Regions from separate parts of the Homo sapiens genome. Here region 1 is linked to region 2. A link is a loop called in an ENCODE intact Hi-C map of the cell type or tissue named here. Cell type or tissue: heart right ventricle. All regions are shown on one strand. Each heading gives the region's core, and the rest is flanking DNA. Links, peaks and the distances in the headings are about the cores only. Region 1 overlaps BBS9 (Bardet-Biedl syndrome 9). Region 2 has its middle 9.6 kb from the start of FLJ20712.

Evidence for each region. Peaks named below come from ENCODE experiments on the same cell type or tissue, not always from the same donor. Only the 100,000 strongest peaks of a DNase experiment are listed, where the experiment ranks them.
Region 1: it touches region 2 in a loop (2.2-fold over the local background); 2 of 110 quality-filtered maps call a loop at or near these places.

The regions. Positions count from the first base shown.
Region 1 is chr7:33,439,935-33,447,934 of GRCh38, reverse strand. The region is part of intron 19 of BBS9 (Bardet-Biedl syndrome 9); the gene reads right to left. Among named protein-coding and RNA genes, the nearest start is that of FLJ20712, 280 kb to the left of the region's middle. In heart right ventricle, for the core only: no CTCF peak of the experiment used is centred there; a DNase peak (open chromatin) is centred at 3,209.
Region 2 is chr7:33,711,740-33,720,950 of GRCh38, reverse strand. No RefSeq gene overlaps it. Among named protein-coding and RNA genes, the nearest start is that of FLJ20712, 9.6 kb to the left of the region's middle. In heart right ventricle, for the core only: a CTCF peak has its summit at 4,159 (motif pointing left); a DNase peak (open chromatin) is centred at 1,780; H3K27ac peaks cover 442 bases; H3K27me3 peaks cover 286 bases.

The sequences.
Region 1 (8,000 bases), core at 1-8,000, 270 kb after region 2:
TACTTCTCAAACAAAAGTGGAGTCCTGCTAGTAATGAAATTAGATAACATGTAGGCAACCCACAGAACCTGAACAACATATATCCATCTTTCCTTATTCATTGAAATCAGCTCTAATTCTTTAATTGTTTGGAACTTTCCAAAAATAACCTGCTATATACCAAGGGCAAAAGCCATCAAAAGTCAGCATTTGTGTGATTTTAAAATCACAGGAATTCTGTAACAGATACACGACCCATAGCAGCCTTCTCAGATCATTAACCTAATCATTCCGCAGGCATCAAATAAATATTTAACACCCTGATAGTAAACTTCTCTAAATCAACACTAAATATTTCTAGTAGCAGATACGTATTTTAAAAAGTCTTTTTGGAAACAGTTGGATGACTAACCTAACAAGCATTAAATCAGATCTAAAACTTCTATATGCAAATTTTTTAATGTCAGGACAATATTCAAAGCCTATTCAAAGTCCACTGAAGCCATGACTCCTAAAAAGGCTGATTATTTGTTATTACTTAATGTATTAAGTACTGCAAATGCTCAGTGTAATGAGTTTGTCCTCTGAAATCCTAGGTCTAACCAAACTGTCTTCCTCTGACATCTATTTCTTTGAGAGGTGCCCACTATGATTGCTTCCCCGCAGCTTCCGTAATTAATTGTGGATCTCAAGCCTCTTGTTGTGATATCAATCTGGGGCCATCTGGCCTAGAAGTGAAGGGAGAACACTACCAATCAGGAAAAAGTGGTATATTCTGGTTTGTTTCTTCTTGCACATCTTTAACAAACTTTGTTTTCCTATTTCTTCCTCCATGATAATGTGTAAGAAACACAATCCTAAAAATACTTGCATGGCCTTTGGATGGATGCTTCTAAGGCCTGATCCTTCAATAATGTAACATACTTCTTTGATTATCATATAAATTCATTAGTTTCTTTCCCACCTATCTAAACTATTAAACCTTCTCTTGGTGGCAGAACTTGCCACCTTTAGCCAATCTAGGGTGAAATGAGCCTAGCAGTCAACTCAGACTGAATCTGTTCTCCACATATTCAGGCTTTGTCCAGATGCCAGCCGGAAGCCCTCTGAAGTGCTCAACATCAGAATCGAATTGGGGATTGGTGTGCTTCAGACAAAGGAAATGGAAAAGCAAACAACCCAATTTCTTTCGCTAATATTGCTCACTACTCACTCCATAGCATGTTAGTGAATAGGCTGACCATGAAAAATGTTGTCTCATCTTTGATGAATGAAAGAACTGCAGATAAGACAATGAAAATGGCAAGAATTAAGCTGCTTTCTCATTTAATCACTTTCTACCTTTTCTGGGGCAAATACCAAGCTTCCAACTTTAAATAAACCTTAAATGAAGGCCTCATTCTCTTTTAGATAGGTTGTTTGATCATGGCAATAGGCAGGTGTGAAATTGATACCTCATGTTTGCCTGCTTTTAGACTTGATATAATGAAGTTATGACATCTTACATTGTAAGGGAATTTCAAGCTTTTTCAAAAAAAACAGATTTAACATTTGGTTTAATTAATAATATTGCTTAATAATTAAATGTTAACTTAATATTTACTATCAAGATATTAACCAAATGGCAATACTATGGACTAAGAATTGTACCTTAATATTAGACATAGAAGCACAGGAACTTTTGGCTCTAGTAAATTATTCTCTTTGCTCTCAAAGACTGAATTTTTAAGGCCTCCTTTACTCACCTGTAAAGTGTTGTGACTATGATTCCATGATGAAAGAGTTTTGTTGTTGCTGTTGCTATTTTAATCTTAAGGAACCATATTTTAGATCTCTCACTCTCAAATCAAATAAATTTAAGCTTGGAGTTTTTGTTCTTAATATATTACTTGAAAGAATGATAATACAATTATACATTTTCTGCTTCAAAAATCTATTAATATCTGTATTAGTCCGTTTTCACACTGCTCTAATGATACTACTTGAGACAGGGTAATTTATAAAGAAAGGTATAACTGACTTACAGTTCCACATGGCTGGGGAAGCCCTAGGAAACTTAAAATCATGGTGGAAGGTGAAAGGGAAGCAAAACCTTCTTCACATGGTGGCAGGAAAAAAAGAAGTGCAAGTAGGAGAAATGCCAGATGCTTATAAAACCACCAGATTTCATGAGAACTTACTATCACGAGAACAGCATGGGGGAACTGCCCCCATGATCCAATCACCTCCCACCAGGTCCCTCCCTCAACACATGGGGATTATGGGGATTACAATTCAAGATGAGATTTGGGCGGAGACACAGCCAAACCATATCAATATCATTTAGATGGATTAAAATAGTTTCAACAATGTGATAAGCAGTTTAATAAACAGAGAACATTCCAACTAATGGAGGACAACACAAACTTTTTATACCTCAATTTCTCAATCTGGTCACTGAGGTCTTATTATAAAATTTAACTTTATGCATCAACATACAAGTAGTTTACTAAGTAGATATTTACCATGATGTACTGGCATTTCTGACATAAATGCAATACATGTGTTCCTGCAAAACTTCATGTTTTGCAAAATTGCTATGAAAATAACAGGGCTTATGAGGGAAAAGGGATTATGAGCAGAGCACTCAAAACTTATGCAATTCTGTAATCAGAGCATTAGCTAAAATAATAACAGTTCTAATAGGAATATTAGCACAGTTCAATCTCCGCTAGCATTTGCATTCAGCAGTTAGTCAATGCTTAAAGGCCTGAAAACCCAGGCTCTGCTTCCTCCTACAGGATGTAGGTCCTTACACAGATTCTCCAAGAGAGACCGGTTCCATCAAAATTTAAAATGTGACCTAGGGATGTAACTTATTGTACAGCCTTGTTCCTCTTCTTCTTCCTCTCCTTTCTCCACTCACTTCCCCTCAACATACATGTACTATTTTTCTAAATGCGGGGAAAGATGCACTCTGCCCTCCCAACTTCCCTAGACAGCTGAAAATTATGGACAATCCAGCCATTTTGGAAGCAACTAAACCAGCCACTACTTGCCCTAAAATAAGAGCTTTCGCAAAATTTTCAACTGTATTTTAAGGTCTGCATATATTGATAAGGCTTTGTCTTCAGTTGTGAGCAGGGAGAATAGATTATACTGGGCATGTCCTCTCCACCAGCGACAGACTCCAAAGCATGAGCTAGAGCTCCTAGAATAAAAAGCAGTTAGTTGACCTCCCATCATGCGATGTTCTGGGCTCTTACTTAAGATCACTAAGCCTTGACCCTGGCATAAATCCAAGCAGCACTCATTTAGTACACGTTCTTTGGAGCCAAGACATCTGTGTGTTGTAATAACATGCTACAAAAGAGTGTTTATATCTCATTTTAGTATAATGTGAACATTTAACTATTGCAAATCAGCTTTCTATAATGACTAGTCCTTACTTAAAAGATTTATTATATTTCCAATTAAAGTCCTTAGCAGTACACAACAAATTTATATGAACTGATTAAGCTGTTCATTATGGCAGCTCCAGAAGTGCTTAATACAGTAGTTAACCACATTGGAAAACAGAAAAATTTAAAATAATCTATATCATGTAAAATAACTAATCATATTTAGTGACTACTTCCAAATAACTTTTTTCATTTTTATCTCCCTAATAGAGTTACCGTTCTTCAAAACTGACAATAAAGAAACAGTTTAAGAATAGAGAATGATCCTTGAGGTATCAAGATGCAGAATGATTTGGATTTGGGGAAGCACTTCTCTAAGCCCCCATCTAAGACAGCAACAGTGGTGGGCATCTCTATTCTGAGGGTCTAGTGAAATACAGATGTGCAAGGTCATATCCTGACCCAATATGCTGCACCACAGGTATCACCCTTCAAAAGGCAAAGTTGAAATTCTGGCTAGGGTTGCCTCAGGGGGAAAGAAGAGGAGAGCAATTATCCTTCAAACCTGAGGAGGTAATGGGAAAGGTCATTTCAGAGGTCAGAGGACCAATTCAAACAGCTCATCAATTCAAACACCTTCACTGATTTTTAAAACTATTCTACTGTGGTGAGCACAGTTTGAGCTCCCTGTTTCGGTAACTCATAAACTCCCACTGATGACTTCTTTTCTCAGGCATTCACTTTATTGCCTTAAACTTGTCTCAAGTAAAGTAATTTTTTAAAAGTTATAATTCATGGTCACACAGAAGGGGTCTGGTGTCATATGTAACCCATTTTGGCGTGATTACAAATCCATGCTTGCTAAGACTACAAGAGAATGCCAAGATGAACTTCTTACAGGTACAATAGAAGATCAACAAGTTATTTTCATCTTTTTTATTACAAAAACTGCACGCTTATGTGTAATAGGGATTCCAAAGTAAAGCAAAATGTCAAGTCTCTTTGTAGCAATTATTTCACACTGATCAAACAATTTTACATGCAGTTCTATGCAGTATTAATAAAAGCATGTACAATTGATATATTGTCCTTGAGAGACAATTTTTAAAGCATGGAGTCCATAGGGAAGAAAAATATAGGGGTTTCCCGGTGGGAGTGAAGGGCATGAAAGACAGCATATCTGGATTTAAGAGAATCCCAGTGACAAAATTAGTCCTCCACTAGCTACGTCTCAGAATATGAAGGAATTAACTTTTCCAGATTTCTCTTTATGAACAAGCAGACATAATGACAAGCAAGTCTCCTTTTCCATTTCCATCTTTCTATCAAACAAAAATCAAGTCATTCTCATGAACAGTTAGGATTGAAGGGTTTGGGTTTTAAGATATTTGGCTTAAAACAAGTTCCATTTTTACCAAAATCAATCTCCAATTCATAAATTCTTGGTAATGGTGCCAGTTCTACTACAAAGTAGTCATAATTTTTCACAGAAATGAGTACATGATCTACCCATTTAGCCATATACAAGGTGTGACAGTACAATAATGAGACCGATTCCATAAGCCAGTCATAAAAACCAAGTCCATTAACTTTTCATACATGACATATAAGATGCCAAATATGCTTTATGTTTCCAATAGACTTCCTCAGTTTTCAAAGCTATTTCTAAGGAGTGTTTTTTTCTTTCTGTCTATATTTACACAGTGTGAAAATTGGACAAGGACCAATGCAGGTAATGGCTGCTTATAACTATAAGCAGACCTGGGTTAACTAAAGAAATCTGATAAACACCAAGCTAATGAGACCAAAAAAAAGGTGATCACATTATGCTTAATGCATACACCTTCTTTGAGGAACAATAATCCTTATACTTGGCACATTTATAGTGGAGCTTCCCATCATCACTGTTGATTTGTGAGGTGCTAATTAGCTTTTCTTTCTCAATCAGAAGAAAGTAATAATTTGTCAGATCAGAATGCACTTGCTTCCATTTTAATCAATTGTAAAACTTTAGCTTACTATTTTAAAAAACACTTTCTAACATTATTAATGTTCACCCCTCAATTCCACTACAAACGTAATAATTTGATGAAATGTTTCCAAAGTACTTCAAATACATGCCACTGATACTTTCTTGAGAACATTTATTTTTAAAAGTTCATATCTGTATTCTACAAACAACTTACACACCACAAACCACACTGCTCATTCTCTATGATTTATTTTACAGCCTGAATTATGCAAAATATTGTTATCTAAATCTCTTTCCTGGTCTTTGGCAAACATAATATGATAATTAGTATCAAGGGCGTTTAGACCAAGTGTTCATGGATTCAACTGTCAAACTGACTGAAAGTGGAAATTTCTTAGAAGCATACGCCAGCAGTCAGGCACGGTGGCTCACACCTATAATCCCAGCACTTTGGGAGGCCAACGTGAGCGGATCACCTAAGGTCAGGAGTTTGAGACCAGCCTGCCCAACATGGTGAAACCCTGTCTCTACTAAAAATACAAAAATTAGCCAGGCATGGTGGCGGGTGCCTGTAGTCCCAGCTACTGGGGAGGCTGAGGCAAAAGAACGGCTTGAACCCAGGAGGTGGAGGCTGCAGTGAGCCAGGATCATGCCATTGCACTCTGGCCTGGGTGACAAAGTAAGACTCTGTCTCGGGAAAAAAAAAAAAAAAAGTATATGCCAGGGATGGTTGAAAACATTGCTGTAATTGATGGGCAATCTTTGAGATAACCTATAAAAGGAATTCCTTTAACACATCCTAAACTTTCTGAGCTCCACAAGAGTCCAAGTCCTCATAATGGATTCTTAGGAAAGAAATCAAATCAAAAAGGTAATGAGATAAAACAAAAGTCATGAAAGCATACATTAGTTGCAATTAAATGGGTTAACAACCATGCAAACATTAACTTCCTGATTTAATAGAGATATTATAAATATAAGTGCAAATGTGGGTTTTCAAGCTTCATGTGTTATTAACCAGAATGCTCAAGATCTCAGAAAGAACATTCTAAAGAAATAGACATAATTTATGTAGTAATAATCCAAAATATCATTAAATGATGAATTAAGTTTCCACAAGGTATTATTGTGATTTTCATTTTATGAATAGATGAATTAAAACAATGAACATAAAAAATGAATATTAAATATTTTTTGCAAATCAATCTAGCGTCTCGCCTCAGTTTGCATCCTGCTCTGTCTGAGCCCTTGGGGATATGGTTTCCAAGATTTGAAAGATTGAAAGACCTTTCTCCCCACCCTTTTATTTTATTTTTTTTTTTTGGCCATCTACAGCTCATCCTTTCCCCAAAACCCAGCTCATACACACAAATAGGGAGCATTCCTGGATTGACTCCACTCCAGCCTATGTTGATGATTCTTTTACTCTGCTTTCTCTCACAATTAGATATTCTACTTGTTATATAACAATCTATATCCACTCGATTATTGCTTTCATGCTTAGTAATTTTTTCCATTTAAACATTTTTCTTATTTTATTATTTCTGTTGAAGTGTTCGGAAAATGCACAGATTTTAAGTTCTCAGTTCAATGAATTCTGACAAATATATCTACCTGTATAACCAATACCCCACTAAAAATATGGAATATTTCTATCACCCTTCAAAGTTCTCACATTTCTTTTTCTAGTTAATGCCTCTCCCTCCCCAAAAGCAACCATTCTTCTAACTTCTATTGCTGTTGATCATGCCCATTTATTAAATTATAAATTATATCACTGCTAAATGGCATACACCATGCACTAGATCTTATGCTTCATATGAGCTTGGGCTACCTCGTGCAATGGTATACTGATGGACTCTGAAATTTTTCCATATTCAAAAATTCCCTATGTCCAACATCAACTAACTTAATGTGCTGTGATTCAGTACGTTTTTAGGTTCTTAATAAATGACTTGTTTAGGAATGAAATTCAAAATTCTGGCAGCTTCCCTTTCTTGACCTCAAACCTTTAAGCACTGCCTCAATAAACCTGAGTGCAGCCCCTCAAAATTGTAAGCTGTGGCCCATGACCTTCCATGTGCTACACAGTAGCATCCCCACCAAGCACCATTGCATATTTAATAAATTTTATCTGTTAAAAGGAATGCCCCCAGCTGTCATGCATTTATGAATATTTAAAACTACCCTTTCTTTAGAAAACAAAAGCCAGTAAGAAAATAGGGATGACTGTTACTCTGTGCTGAACTAAGAACATATACCATGTACTGATGAGGGCAAAAGAGACCAAAAGAATGTTAGGCATCATTTAGAAAAATATTGATAACACTAATATCTCAAATTTGTATGGTACGTTATAACTTACAATGCACCTTCAAATAAGTTAAATTACACAACTCTATGAGATAAGCTTTATTATTTCCAACCTTCAATGGATGGAACTATGGCTTAGAATTTTTATGAGTCTTTTCCAAGATCAAGAGTTTTCATAAGTGTCTTTTCCATGATCACAAAGCTGGAAAACCGCCAGCCCTAACGTCTAAGCCTTTTTGCATCACACTGCAAGGAAACATTACCTTATTTCATATCAAATTTCTCCTGGTATACAGTGTACTGCTCTAGACAAGCATCTCACGCAAAACCCAAACACTAAGGTTGACTCACTTGCC
Region 2 (9,211 bases), core at 725-8,724:
TGACTTCTGGGGATGTCCAGGGCATCCTGGAAAATTACAGCAAGAGGGTATCCCTCCAATTCTTCCTTGGCCAGAGCCTAATTTCTTTTAGACCTAGCCTAATTGCTTTCTATCCCATGAATTCTTATTAAATGGGAAAACTTGATACTGCATATTTACTGTTGAGTGTTGTGCAGAAGAGCATGGAAACATGGCCAAATGCTAGGTTCTGATCAGAAAATATGCTAGACTTGTATAATGACCACAGCATTGAAATGATTACAGTTTGCCTTTCTGAGTTCCCACTACATCATTTCTCAAGACCTGCTTATGGGTGTGGTATCCATTCTACAGATCAAGAAACTGAACTATAAAGATAGGCCAGATAGAATCTGCTTATGGATATTGAGCAAAACATCTGCTGAACCAATCCAAAAGGTTATGACATCTTGATCCGCCTCACCATCATTCTTCGGAAAACAAAGTGAGATTCAAGAGAGAAAACAAAAGTGGAAACAGAAGGTCCAAACAAAGCAGGAGTTCCCTTGATCTAATAAGCGCCCAGTGTCCTTTAGGGTACTCTTTGAGAGAAAAGAGATTTCCATGCGGTGGAAGGAACTAGTTAAATCCAAGCAAACATTTGCTACCAGCCAAGATTACTTAGTAGAGAATGCAATCTACTTTTACAAAGAGCATTTGAAAATGTGTAACATCTTCTCACTTGTTGCTGACAGCAAAGCTGTGAATATGGTCTTATTACTGCCATTTTCCAGACAAGGAAACAGATGCTTGGAGAAGGTACCTTGCCCAATGTCATACCACTAATAAGCAATAAAGCCAGACCACCCAGCAACCCAGTTGTTCTGAATCCAGGTCCAGTGCTCTTTGCCTTACATTTCAGAAGTTCTTACATGGACAAGGTAACCAGATCCTGCATCATTGAACAACAAAGGAAACATTGATCCAAAGGGATCTGAACGTGCCCTAGGAGAACTGACTTTTAAGAGAATATTCACTCAACAACTCCCCAAAGTATTCAAACAAGATGAAAATGGCAGGGGGGTTCTAGGGCGAGGAATCACTGAAGGGGCCTATTCTGGGCCAGGAGGGGTTCTAGAAGCCTTTCCCAATGAACCCCTTAGGGCTGGTGTCTTTTCAAGATGGAACTCTTGTGTTCACTCTAGCATGGGCTCAGGGTGTGCACTGGGACCTTGGACCCTGAAGCCTTACAGAAAAGCCCTGGGATGTTTCAGGCCTCCTGCCATACCAGGATCTGGTCCAAAGGGGTACAAACCTGGGCCTCATGTTCTCCCAGGATCATTCACAGAGACCCAGACTCCTGCTCTCTGTCACATCTGCACTTACAGAGCTGGGCCTCAGGAGGTGAAGTGGGGACAAGACAACATCCCCAGGTGTTGACTCCAGCTTAGGCTCAGGATCGGGAGCCCTGGCCACAGCCAAATGACTTGCCCCGGCCAACACAGTCATAAGCACAGATGATCACACCCCAGGCTAAAAAGGCGGAAAACCAGTAGGCAAGGAAACCGTTTTGTCATCCAAGGACAATAAAGTTTATGTATTCCCAGATGTGGGTCCTCCCACTTAATCAAAGCAGAGGCCCATTCCCGTGAAAAGAGCTTTTCTCCAGCAAAATGGGAAGGCAACTTCTTTGGGGCTAAATTTAGACTTCACCCACAGGCAAAGGGCTCCAGTTCTTCTGGGCTGTCAACAGAACAAGCAAATGGTTCAGTGTCCCAGCTGGCTACAGCCAGCTCCAGAGCCAAGTCAGCATGAGTCTGAAATGTTCCAAGCCTAGGAGTGTGGGCTGTGCAGTCCCTGGGGCCAGGCTCTGCTCCAGGCTGGATCACATCTTGGAGGGTATGCAGCTTTGGTCACTCTGCTGATGTGTCAGCCTGTTTGCTTTCCCCACCAAGGAGTAGCAGCCCAATACCCACTACTCCGCAGAGCAGGCTCAGAGTTACAGAGGATGCAAGGTGCAAGAAGGCCTTTGCCTTTAAAACTTTCTTAGAGATATCCTGGGAATCATCACTGAGAAGGCGATGCTTTGCAAAAGGACCAAATCAGTATACAGGACATTATGGCTCCAGAGAAGTCAAGATAAATGACCTACAGTCACATAGAGCTTCAGTGGAAAAGTTGAGGTTTTTTCCCTGGGGCAGGGCCCCTTCGATCTGAAGCTTGCAGTGTCCTCTCCCTACATCAGCACTTTTTCTTAGTGGCCCCAAAGCCATCATGGCAAAATATTAAGAGGCATGCCCTGTCCTGGGGAGAAGTGAGTATGGTCTCTACTTAAAAAAAAAAAAAAAGTTTGTTATTTCTCGGCTTGGCCAAGCTGGCATTTTCCCAAAGGTGCCCTAAAGTAAAGATCTGGCTTCCCATCCTTAACTCTCAGGAAGTATATGCCAGCACGTCACAACGTGGTCACGAACTCGCTACTGCCAAACCTAATCACAACGTACACCAGGTGAAACTGGGTGAGACTTGGATGGGGAATGATAATCAGAATTTACTGTATCCTTCCCAGTCAGCATTCCTATAGATATGATCCAAGATTGTTTAGGGAGTAAAACAAGATAAAAATTCACCCCAAAACATGCCTCATACTGCATAGACACAGCTCCAATGGTGTTTCCTTAGAAGCCTCTGGCTGGTAGAGCAAACCACCGTTTCCACTGAGCTGCCATGGCCCTGTGCTCTTGGCTGGGTTACACCACCTACTCCTCTGTAAACATTAATGACCTACATTGGTATCCCCCAGAGACTGGGAGTTATTCCAAGGAAGGGTCCTGGTTTTTTCTCATTTTGAATCTCTAACTCCAGGGTATAGTAGGCTTTCTATAGACATGGGATAAGTGAGTGAATGACTGATACTCAAATGTGTAAACATTCTTGTTTAAATATCATGGTGTTCTCCTTAATAAAAGGGGCTGGTGTGAAGCTAAGGTTAATAGAGTTCCATCAAAAAAAGAAGTATTGGCCGAGTGCGGTGGCTCATGCCTGTAATCCCAGCACTTTGGGAGGCCAAGGTGGGCGGATCACAAGGTCAGGAGTTCGAGACCAGCCTGACCAATATGGTGAAACCTCATCTCTACTAAAAAGACAAAAAAATTAGCCAGGTGTGGCGGCACATGCCTGTAATCCCAGCTACTCGGGAGGCTGAGGCAGGAGAATTGATTGAACCCAGGAGATGGAGGTTGCAGTGAGCCGAGATCACGCCACTGCACTCCAGCCTGGCAACAGAGTGAGTCTCCATCTCAAAAAAAAAAAGCATTCCAGGACGGCACAGCCACCCCTCTCTACCCTGTGATGAAACAAACACCATCCTCTTTAAAGTGAGTAAGCAAATGTTAATATTTGATTATTCCCCAGCTGGCTTTTGTTAAATGGAAAAAACTGGGCTACCTTGTGTATCTCTTTCTTTCTGCTTATCCTGAGGTGTGGGTGCTGCTTTACCCTGGTGGGTCCCCTGGCAGCAGGGTTAAGCAGTATATCAAAAATCCATCCTGATTCAAGAACCAGAGACAGAAAAGAAAAAAACCCAGCTGCCCTTACTTTCTGGAGTAAAGTGCCTCAGCAACTTCCCAGTCTGTCTGTCCCTACACCAATGACCTGCCTGCTGATACACACTGTGGGGAAGTCAGACTGTACCAGATAGACTCCAGAGGTCAGCTTAACAACTCTCTCCACCAGTCCTAGGGTGAAATACACACAGCGACAGTCTAGCAAGGAGGGAATATAGGAATCACCTCAAAGAGTGACAGAATTCTCAGAGAACCTAATCAAACACAAGCAATTACACTATCTTCTAATGCCAGTGTCAAGAAAAGAGAAGCATGCTTGTATCATCACTCCTGAGCCAAATTTTGCACTGCATCTCACCCAGGCAACCAGGAAGGGAGGACAAGAATGCAAATCCCATTGAAATAATAAGTAAATAAAATCACTTTCTTTCACAGCAGCCAGACATTTCTAAGAGGTTTGTGCTAAGGCAATGTACTGAACAAAAATACTGGGAAGGAATTGCTGAATGGAAGAATGATTAGGGTGGATGAGCGTGTTTCCTTTAAAAATAAAGACATATAAATGATCATAAGTTGCCATGCATATTTCAACTTGATGTTTAAAGACATTGTACTTAGCAGGTAGGAACTGTTGCCCTCTACTGGCTGGAATGTCATAAGAATGCCAAGATTTCATATTTGCAGTTGCCTGGATGCTTTTTATCCTTCCAAGGGTGCAGATGGTCATGATGATGGTGAAAATGATGATGAAGGAGAAGGAGGGAAGCAGGAGAGAGAAGGAGGAGGTGATAACCATGGCAATAAGAATCCCTTAGATTTATACAGCACTTTAGTGTCTTACAAAGTACATTCACACAAACTGACTTACTTGAGCATCACAGTTATCTTGTGAAGAAGGTGATGTTGCAAATGAGATGACTTTGGCAAAGAAATTAGATCAGTTCCTACAGATACCAAGACAGTAAGAGGCAGAGCTGAAGTTCTGACTCAGGCTTTCTAAGTCCAAGCCCTGGAATGGTTTCCCTTCACTCTATTTATTTGGCAAGCTCTATTTATATTTACTTAAATCCAGTCTTTTGGGGAGAGCTTTTACAAATCTCTTTTCTGTATTGAAGATAGAATTCACTAACACATTTATTCACAAACATTATTATACACCTGTCCCGTGTCTGGCCCTTCAATTGTAAACTAGGGAATAGCAGAGAACAAGGCAAAGTCTACCTCTTATGAAGCTCTCATGGGGCAGTCAACAAACAAGGGAACAAATCAATGAGGATCATAATGTCAGAGAGTGGTTCGAAGGCAATAGGACAAGGTGAAGATTTACAATGGCTCCAAGGTGAAAATGAACTTAGCCGATGACCAATTTTGGTAGCTAGAATTTTTTCAGACAGGTGACTTCTAACAGAAAAGGACCAGCCTTGGTCTTCCTAAATATAAGTCTGGAAATCATAGGAAGATATCAGAGGGGTGAACTGGAGATGGTCAGTTTTGCAGACACCCCTTTAAGAAACCTCTGAAGTAGGTAGGTAGGAAAGACCTCTCCTTGAAATATGTATATTGTTCTATTAACTAAGATTCAGAGAGCTCATTTCTAAAAGATCTGCATGACTGATATTCATTTAAATGTATTCAGCCAGTTATATGACTCATGCAGCTTTATATACATAAATATCTAAAACCTGAAAACAACCCAAATTTCAACTGGTGAATGGTAACACAAAGTGTGGTGCATCCATACCATGGAATACTACCCAGCAACAAAAAAGGAACGAACTGTTGATACATGCAACAACTTGGATGGAGCTCAAGGGAATTATGCTAAGTGAAGAAAAGCCCATCTCAAAAGATTACACACTGCATGATTCCACTGATATAGCATTTTCAAAATGGCATTGCTGTAGAGATGGAGTGCAGGGGAGTGGTTGCTAGTGCATAGAAAAGAGGAGGAGCATGTGACTACAAGGAGGAATACAAGGTGCTTTCCCCCATAGTGACAGCATAGCTCTGGAACTTGATGTGGTGGTAATTATACGAATCTATATATGTGATAAAACATCATGGAATTAGATACAAAAATATACAAAAATGAGCGGATGTGAACACTGGTGAAATAAGAGTAAGAGCTGTAATCCAGTTGATGATCTGGAGCCAATCAATGTCCTTGCTTCATGATGTAAGAAGTCATCATTGGGGGAAACTGGATGATAGGTACTCGGGACCTCTGCACTACTGTGACAACTTATTGTGGTCCATAGTGATTTCAAAAGAAAAAGAGAGGGAAGACGAAAAGAAGACAAAGATGAAGAAAAAGCGAGGACAGGAGGAGGAGGAGCTGCTGGAGGAGAAGCAGGAGGAGCAGGAGCAGGAGAAGCAGGAGGATGAACAGGAGGAGCAAAAGGAGGAGGAGGAGGAAGAACAGGAGGGGCAGGAGGAGTAGCAGGAGGAGGAGGATAAGCAGGAGCAAAAGGAGGAGGAGAAAGAGGAGGAGGAGCAGGAGGAGGAAGAGAAAGAGAAGGAGGAGGAGCAGGAGGAGGAAGAGGAGCAGAAGGAGGAGAAGCAGGAGAACAAGGGTCAGGAGGAGGAAGAAGAGTTGGAGGAGGAGGAGCAGAAGGAAGAGGAGCAGGAGGACGAGGAGCAGGAGGAGGAGAAAGAGAAGGAGAAGGAGCAGGAGGAGGAGGAGAAAGAGGAGGAGGAGCAGGAGGAGGAAGAGGAGCAGAAGGAGGAGGAGCAGGAGGAGGAGGAGCAGGAGGAGGAAGAGGAGCAAGAAGAGGACAAGGAGCAGAAGGAAGAGGAGCAGGAGGATGAGGAGCAGGAGGATGAGGAGCAGGAGGAGGAGAAAGAGAAGGAGGAGTAGCAGGAGGAGAAGGAGCAGGAGGAGAAGGAGCAGGAGGAGGAGGAGCAGGAGGAAAAGGAACAGCAGGAGCAGGGCCAGACAGCCAGGGCCCCTAGACCCAGCAGCCAGAGCTCTAGTACAGGTGTCGCTGGGATCTCCATGGCAGCTCACATGGCAGCCTCTCCCAGTGCTAGGGCTGCAGCAGAAAGAGCCTGGGGAGGAGATGGACTCAGGCACCCACCTTGAGGGCACTTAGGAGAGCACCTGGCGGGGGCTGGTGCCGCTGCTGGGTGTGGGGGCAGTCACCTCTGAAAATGCGTGTTTTTATATTAAATGGAGGGATTGGATTAGGTGGGTCTCAGGACTATTCCATGCCTAATATTCCGCATTTCCAGGAGTCGCCTAAGCGAATCTGGTCACCGTGATTCAGCATTCACTTGTGCTGCTTGCTCTGTTTCCTGATAGCCAAAGTGAAATCACCTATTTTTTGTGCCAAGTGTTGACACTCATCATAGACAGCTTGTGTTATTGACTATAGTTTTATTTGAATATCTTGTCCCACAACTAAATTATAAATTCCTTTTGAGGCCATAACTGCCTATTATTTGTGACCCTTGGTGTCTTTCACATAGCAGGTCTAACTGCAGAGTTTATAATAATTGAACAGAGCTCAGTGACTAAAAAAATTAAAAGTTCCAGTTGAAAATATTGATATATTTGACCATTTTTTTAAAGTTAAAAGTTTTGTAGGATAAAAATCACCACCAAGCCAAAAAATTAATGGCAAATTGGACAACATATTTGTAAAGATAACAGGACAGATGTGAATAAGCAATGCACAAAACAAAAACGACAAATGGCCAATAAGTACATCGATAGACATTCAGTCCCATCCTTATCAAAGACATTAACATTAAAACAATGAGATGTGGCCGGGCGCAGTGGCTCACGCCTGTAATCCCAGCACTTTGGGAGGCCGAGGTGGGTGGATCACGAAGTCAGGAGATCAAGACCATCCTGGCTAACACGGTGAAACCCCGTCTCTATTAAAAATACAAAAAATAAGCCAGGCACTGTGGTGGGCGCCTGTAGTCCCAGCTACTCAGGAGGCTGAGGCAGGAGAATGGCGTGAACCCGGGAGGTGGAGCTAGCAATGAGCTGAGATCATGCCACTGCACTCCAGCCTGGGCGACAGAGCAAGACTCTGTCTCAAAAACAACAACAACAAAAAAAAAAACAATGAGATGCTAGCTTTTTGTTTTTAATTTGTTTTTATCTATTAGATCAGCAAAAATTAAAATGAATTACAATATATAACATTAGCAAGGATGTGGAGAAATAGACATTCTCATTAACTGCTAATAGGACCATAAATGAAGGTGGTGGGCTTGGAGTAAAATTTGTTGGTAGATAACAAAAGTCTTTAAAATGTGCCCAGTAGTTCATGACTTAGGGATTTATCTTAAAAATAATAATCCGGGAACAAACATACAGAAGAATAGTAATTGAATAACTGCCTGGAAGAGTATAAATTTGGAAATAAGCTAATTTTTCATTAACAGAAGAATGAATTGATAAATAGGAGTGTTTTTTATCTAGTGGAATATTATATCATAGTTTTAATGAATAAACTAGAACTACATGGATAAATCTCTAAAATACACTGTTGATGCCAAAGATCAGGTTGGAGAAGAAAATATATAGTATAATAGCATCTGTATAAATCTTAAAAACACAGAAAACATTATTATTTTGTCCACTACATATGGTTCATGGATATGCAGCAAAGTTATAAAATGGCTGTAAAAGATACTCATCAACTTCAAAATTGTGTTTGAAGGAGAAGGATGAGAATATTGTTTGTATGATGTTTTGGTGCCTTTAAAAAAAATGGTTGAATTAAATGAGAAAATGCATGTATGGCCTTTGGTGTAGTATCTGACTAAATAAATAGAAATATCAACTATTAACATAATGTTGCTACCTAAGTATATATTTATACGTATGTACTTATAACTTACTATTCTTGTGTATGTCTCCTTGTTCCCCAATTATTATTTTTTAAGACAAATCCATAAGTGATGAATTCTTAGGCACATTTTAAAAAATTTATTTACTTTCAAATTTTAGTCCATCTCTACCCCCTTCACTTACGGTCTGACTGGCAGGTTATGAGTATAGTCTAAGAGGGAGGCTTTGAACTTTACGGGGAAGAATACAGAATGAAAAGTAATGCTTAAGGTTGAGCATGAAAAAAGGGGAAATATGTGTTGAGGTGCTTCCTTCAACAGGAAGGAATTGTGCTAGATGTGTGCCATCCATTGTCTCCTCGAGTCCTCACAGCAACCTATGTCACAATTTTATTGGGCCCATTTCCCTCACTGGGAAACTGAGGCTCAATTACTAGATTATGTAATTTGGACAAAATTATAGCTCTATCAGTGGAAGATCAGGGATGTAAATACGAGCTTGTTTGACGCCAAACCTTAGGTTCTTTACATTGGATCACAGTGAGTTGAGAAGTAAAGAAATAAAGGAAGTTTCTACACAGATGCTGGAAGGGTTTACAAAGAAAGTCAGGGTGACATGGGCCTGCACCTCACCATATCTTGGACTGGATTTGCCATTGTATTTCCTGCTAATGTATTCTCAGAAGCTGTCCCAGGGCTGGGGACTGTGTCGTTGACCTATTAAACAAACATCCCTGCTGACAAATGTGGAGGCTGCCAAGATGGGATGCAGAGTAAGTAGGAAGCTGACAGTAGATCCCAGCACCCATGGTCTAATCAGCAGGATTTCCAGCAAAGCTCTCAGTCCCCCAGGGTCACAGGGCTCCCTGGTTCCTAGCTTTGCA